Linked DNA regions of Homo sapiens: region 1 is linked to region 2. The links are chromatin loops, found by intact Hi-C in ENCODE. Cell type or tissue: heart right ventricle. All regions are shown on one strand. Links, peaks and the distances in the headings refer to the core of each region. The heading gives the core; the rest is flanking DNA. Region 1 has its middle 35 kb from the start of LINC02971. Region 2 has its middle 4.6 kb from the start of LINC01354.

Evidence for each region. Hi-C counts contacts between places; a loop is a spot of excess contacts. Peaks named below come from ENCODE experiments on the same cell type or tissue, not always from the same donor. Only the 100,000 strongest peaks of a DNase experiment are listed, where the experiment ranks them.
Region 1: a loop joins it to region 2, with 1.8 times the contacts of the local background. A loop is called at or near these places in 9 of 110 quality-filtered maps.

What each region holds. Positions count from the first base shown.
Region 1 is chr1:234,920,531-234,923,440 of GRCh38, reverse strand. No RefSeq gene overlaps it. Among named protein-coding and RNA genes, the nearest start is that of LINC02971, 35 kb to the left of the region's middle. RefSeq lists an enhancer at 2,566-2,910. In heart right ventricle, for the core only: no CTCF peak of the experiment used is centred there; a DNase peak (open chromatin) is centred at 1,649; H3K27ac peaks cover 2,188 bases.
Region 2 is chr1:234,534,931-234,537,840 of GRCh38, reverse strand. No RefSeq gene overlaps it. Among named protein-coding and RNA genes, the nearest start is that of LINC01354, 4.6 kb to the right of the region's middle. RefSeq lists a silencer at 1,764-2,058. In heart right ventricle, for the core only: a CTCF peak has its summit at 1,830; DNase peaks (open chromatin) are centred at 1,422 and 1,870; H3K27ac peaks cover 2,500 bases.

The sequences.
Region 1 (2,910 bases), core at 125-2,624, 390 kb before region 2:
GAAGTAGGGGGAGGATGAGGAGTTGAGTTGGGGAATGTTGAGTTTGAAAATCTATTGTCCAGTAGGATGTTGGGCATTTGGATTTGGTGCTCACAGGGGAAATTTGTGCAGAAGATATTGGCCGTCAAAAGCAGCAGGTGGTTGGAGTTGCAGGATGGAGGCACCCTCTCAGGGAAAAGGTGGGGGGGTTGGCGAGAGAAAACTCTGGGCAGCACCGTCACTTCCAACAGCCATGGGCCATGATGGGAAAGTTCCTACTGGAGGGAAAGCATGGGCAGCATCATCACCTCCAACAACCACGGGCCATGATGGGAAAGTTCCTACTGGAGGGAAAGCGTGGGCAGCATCATCACCTCCAACAACACGGGCCATGATGGGAAGGCTCCTACTGGAGGGAAAGCATGGGCAGCAACACACCTCCAACAGCATGGGCATGATGGGAAAGTCCCCACTGGAAGGAAAGCGCAGGCAGCACCATGGAAGGAGAGCAAGGGCCCTTTTTTGAGGTTGTCTGCATGTTGCTGGCACAGAAATTAATCGCCCTGGCTGAGGAGAGCCTCCAGTGGGAGGCGAGCCCTTGGATTGGGAAACCCATGGACAGAAGGAAAACAGAAGACCTTGACCATAGATTCCAGGTGTTTCTTCCTTCCAGTAATGATTCCTGGTCTGGGTTAGCAGTGGGCCTCTGTACATGCCTCTTTCTCCCTTAAGCAATAAAGGAATAGGGCTGTCGTTTTCCCAATGTTGAACCAAAGTGTGTGTTTTGGGTCATCAGCCCTGTAGGGAAGGAGAAGCCCCTGAGTGCCTTGCCCTGCCTTGGGGAGGGTGCAGCTCTGGACACACAGGGGTGTCCACTTTAGTTCTGCTTTTTCAAACTAAGGAGTGAACTTAACAGCCTTTGATAATTGTCTCAGCTTTTAAGCCATAGATTAAGTTTGAAAGCCATTCTGCAAATACATGGTCCTGGGTGATTTTCTGTTTATAGGACCAAGGCAGTAACGTGTGTCTACTGTTTTGATAAATCTTTCTTATGAAAGTCTGTGTAATTGGTTATAGACATTTTGAAGCAAAAAAAGTTGGTAAGTCCTCATTAAAGGAGGAGAAAACTAAACTAAATAGACAATACAACGCTGAGGGAAAGGAACTGGACCAGACAATTTTGGAAAAACATGATGCAGGGGCAGCCTTTGTGTGTTTAAATAAATTTTACTGAGAAGACCAATAGTTTAAACAGGTAAGTACTGAGAGAGCCTTTCCCTGGAGGTCTCCCTTCCCCATCCCACCTGCCACCTCCCCTCAGGAGTTACCCGTGGGCCTTTGCACCCTGTACTTGGTAGAAGTCTATGTCTGTCCTGCTAACTTTCCCAAATGCCCAGTGAGCATTATCTCCAGGCCATTCATTGACATCTCTCAACCTAGACGAAAACTTCTGACACATGGCACGTTAACCTGCCTGCTTCCGTCTAAACCTTGCATCACAGAGAGACTCATTTGTTTCTAAGGAACATTCCAGACAATGCATTTTCTGGCCTGGGACTTGGTTGACCTCTGGCTTGAGTTGACCTGAAATCCTGTGTCTGCAGGAAACAGTCACAGCTCTGGGCTTTGGGAGGAAAGAACCCCAGAGACGCGTGCATGCTCTTTGGGTATGTGGATGTTGACAGTGGCCTTGGCCAGGTGCCCTGGGAACTCCGGGCACATTTACATGCTTCCTTGGGTGGAAGAGAAGGAGGACAGAAACAGATCAGGCAGGTGGGGGCTCCTAGGGACCTGAATCTGGAGAAAGAGTAGAACTTTTAGCTCTTCAAGTCTTCCAGAGACTCAAGGGTCAACACTCAAAAGACACAAATAATTCGTGCCAGTAAACTTCACTAATTATGCGACTCCTGACAATTCTACTTTGGAATTTGCTCGTGAAAAGAATGTCCTAACTTAATAACGGTGGATGCAGGAACTCAGCTGGATGATGACATTCATTCAGAGGCTAAGGTCCCACTGAACCACTCGGGGTCACCTCTCATAGTCTGGCAGCTAGTCACAGCCTAAAGATAACAACAACGGCTTTACACGAATTATCGTTTTGAGTCCTGAAATCTGTGTGCACTGTCACCAGCCTTGAGGATGTGCAACAGTGATTCTAGTTAAGTGCTTGCTCACAGGCACTCACTGTGTGTCTTGCACTGTGTCACGCTCTAAGCGTGTTCAATGCCTCATCTCATTTAATCCTCACGACAACCCTGAGAGGTAGATGCTCTTGTTTCACCTGAAACCAGATAAAAGCCATGGTGGGCATTTATTTTTTGGTGGAGACTCACTGCAAGATGGTTCTGGTGTAAGCCACAATCTGGGTTGTCTCAGCAGGCCCTGGGACCTGGATGGAGCACAGGTGTCATGGACCCACTTTCTTTCCCAGGAACTGGAACAAAGAAGGCAAGAACATACAGGCCGCTGGCTCCTGGGTGAGCACAGGTGCGGGGTCCCGGGCTATGTGTGTGCTCACACCCTTATAAGCATGTCCTCAATAGTGCTGGAAGGGACCAGTGGCCCCTGAATACAAACTGATCTAGTCTCCGAAGGTAAAAAAGGTGAAAGACAGCCTCGGATGGCCAGTGTGGCCACTGCCTTGCTTCCCTAACCTGCCCAGTGTTGCTCTGTCCTGAGGAGATGCCGTCACCTACCCAGGTTCCAATCTGTAAAGAGACTCCCAAAGAATTCAGAAGTGAATGTCACCCACCAAGCCGCTCAGCTGAAGGGGGCTGTTTCTGCACAAGGTCCCAGGACAGAAGGAGGTAGCCTGACCTGCACTGGCTGCTTCTTTTATTTTGATTTTTTATACATTATTTTTTAATAGGGACAAAGTCTTCTATGTTGCCCTGGCAGGTTTCAAACTCCTGGGCTCAAACAATCTCC
Region 2 (2,910 bases), core at 321-2,820:
ATCTTACATCTTTGTGGCACTCCGATCACTAGCTAATCAGAGCATTCACCTGGGCCTGGCTTGCCCTATTCTCACTGTCTGTCTTTTTTTTGTCACTTATCACAGACTCCTGCAAGCAGAGTAGCCCTTGGGGAGGTTTCCCCGGGGACCCTTTTCTTTGGCATCCTTAAACAGCTGTCACACTGTCCCAGTTGTTTTTCAAGAAGAAAGTCCCCAGGGTTTTACTGAGGCAGACTTGAACTTGACCTCGTCGTGTTGATTGGTTCACTTTTGCTTCCCCCTGGAAAGAGGGGTGCCAAACCCTGGGTGCCCATGGGTGGATCCTGGCAGCCTTCTACCTTACAGCTCATCACCTGTTTTTTTCTACCCAGAACATGCGTTTGGACATGTAAGGATTTCAGCGGTTCCTGCAAAGCAAACTTCTCTGGAGGAGCCCGAGAGACCTCTTCTGTACAGAATAGCCTTACACCCCATAGGGCAGTCTGTCAGCAATGCATTTGAAAGGGGAGCACATAGGTAATGCATTAGGTAGGGTGGTGTGAGGAAGGGGATCATTCAGCACCTGGTCCTGAATGTTATTTGCCAGGTACTTTTAAATAACTTCTGTTAGCTATTACTCCTAAACATTCTTAGGGAGCGGGTAGGAATTGTCCTCCTTTTGAGAATAAAGAAACCAAGAGACAAATGTCTTCAGGGACACATCCAAGGAGGAAGAAGAGGTGAGAGCCTTTAGTAGTGAGGGTTACCCTTAGCTACCGTCCTCTGTCCTCCTTGGCCCCATGGGCACCCAGGAAACACACTGCGGGGGACGAATTCTGGAGCGTGGCTTTCATCCAGGAATTGTCTAAAACATTAACTGGCTGAAAGACAGGATCTCAGTCATTCTCACACAGCAAACGCAGGCTCAGAGAAGTAAGCTATCCGCAGCAAATCACAGGATGAATTAGCGCCCAATAAGCACGGAGAAAGAAGGCTTCTTCCTCGCCATCCACTCCCCGGGCCAGCTTTGAAGAAAGATATATTTTTAAATGCAAGCCTCGTAGAGAAAATGTTCCCTAGCACGTACCCATAGCCTACTAATGGGGCAGTTGTTGGCAGCTAGTACCATCAGCCCATGCTCAGGATTGTGTTCACAATTTTTATTTCTATTCTCGGCCCCTGGTATATGATAGGGGTTGCTGTCCCTGGAGACTTAGGGGCACTGATGAAAAAGGTTTCAGTAGGTTCTTGCCTTGCTCTCAATTCAAGATTGATTTTGTTCAGACTTTGGGCCTGCAGGCCTGAGGTCATTTACTGAGTTAGTAACCATTTTTGTTTGTTTGTTTGTTTGTTTGTTTTAAATTATTATTCTTCACACAGACTCCATGTAAACTGCCCAATGCTTCCCAGAAGGCTGGCGGCCCCTGCATCGCTCTGAACTGAAGAGGAGCTGAAGTCACAGAAAGCCAGCCACTACTCGATTGCCCAAGAAGCAGTCGTCGCACTGGCCCAGCTTCACAGCGGCTCTCGAGTGCTGAGAAAACCCACTGGAAGGGCTTCCTTTCCCTACTCTGCACATGAGAATAGCCATTCCTGTGTCAGTTTTGCTTCTTTCTGGGCTCTCTGATTAGGATTTATTTCCTTAGCTAGAGAAAATAAAGGGACCTTACAAGGCCTAATTAGAGCGACTCCTCTCTGATGTATTCAAGACACCCTGCTGAATTGGACTGGCAAGTCCCTGTGTATTGTTATTATTGTTGTTTTAAAGAAGCCATTTCTGACCAGGGTGGCTGAAGGAGACGCCCTTTGTCGGCCTCTCATGGTCCTGGCCCTCGCCAAGGGAACTGTTCCTGAACTGCTGTGTTTATTTGAGTTATGTAATATAAACAGCTCCAAGGAGATGGGCTCCTCCACTTTTGTTTTTAGACTCAGCCTCCAGTTGCCCTCTGCAGAGCTTGTCGCTTGGGTGGTTTCCTCCAGCATTCTTTGCTTTGCTGCTGGAGAACAAAATAGCCCTGCCTTGACCCTTCTCGGGGACCAGCCCTTTCCTTTCAATGGCCCAGCAGTGAAAGTGAGGGGCAGCTTATGCTAACCTCCGCCAGGGCTTGAGGGCCCGTCCAAACCCAACAAAGAGGAATCGGGGATGGGTATGACTTTCCCTGTGACTTTTTCACTGATACATGTTTCCTCTAAGTCCAGAGCATCCCCAGAACATTTCAAACATAATCCCACTTTGTATACGGATTCACACCCGATTTTTCAGGAATGCATCCGATGTGTAAAACCCATGACTATAGTTAGGAAGATAAGTTCAAAAGATGTGGTAGATACCAGCCCCGCATTACTTTACTATTCACATCTGCTGAAATCACACATTTTCAAGGCATGTCCTTGCTAATTAGAGCAAGCTCATAGTTTAGCCCCCCAGTGGCTCCACGCAACAGAGAAACACTAAATCTTCTCTCTCTGAGTCTGGCTTGGCACAATGGCATCCGAGGTACAGTGGGATTATAACACATTTTTAGCAATAGGTTTCTTAAAACAACTCTCGAAGTGTTGAGTCTCTTATTCCTTTATTTACACGGTTGTCTTAAAGCAGATAACAAACAGTTTCAGAAGAGTCATTAACTCTGAAATTTCTTATTGCAGGTTCCATCTCCTTCTATAGAATTTCATTTTGCAATATTCCCTCTCGCTCTCGAATCACCCCAACACACATTATCTATCAGGGTCACCCAGCAACCCTGGGGTAAGAAAGATGTCCTTTTCATCTCTTTAGAACTGTGAGTCTGGGGGAGAGGGGATTAGAGAGGTGGGAGGCACAGAGGTTTGGAGAAGCAGGTCCCTGGAGGCCCAGACAGCAGGAATGACCTTGAATGGAGCAAGGGGGAGAATCTGCCAGCCACATTTATTTTCCCATCGGATTCCCGG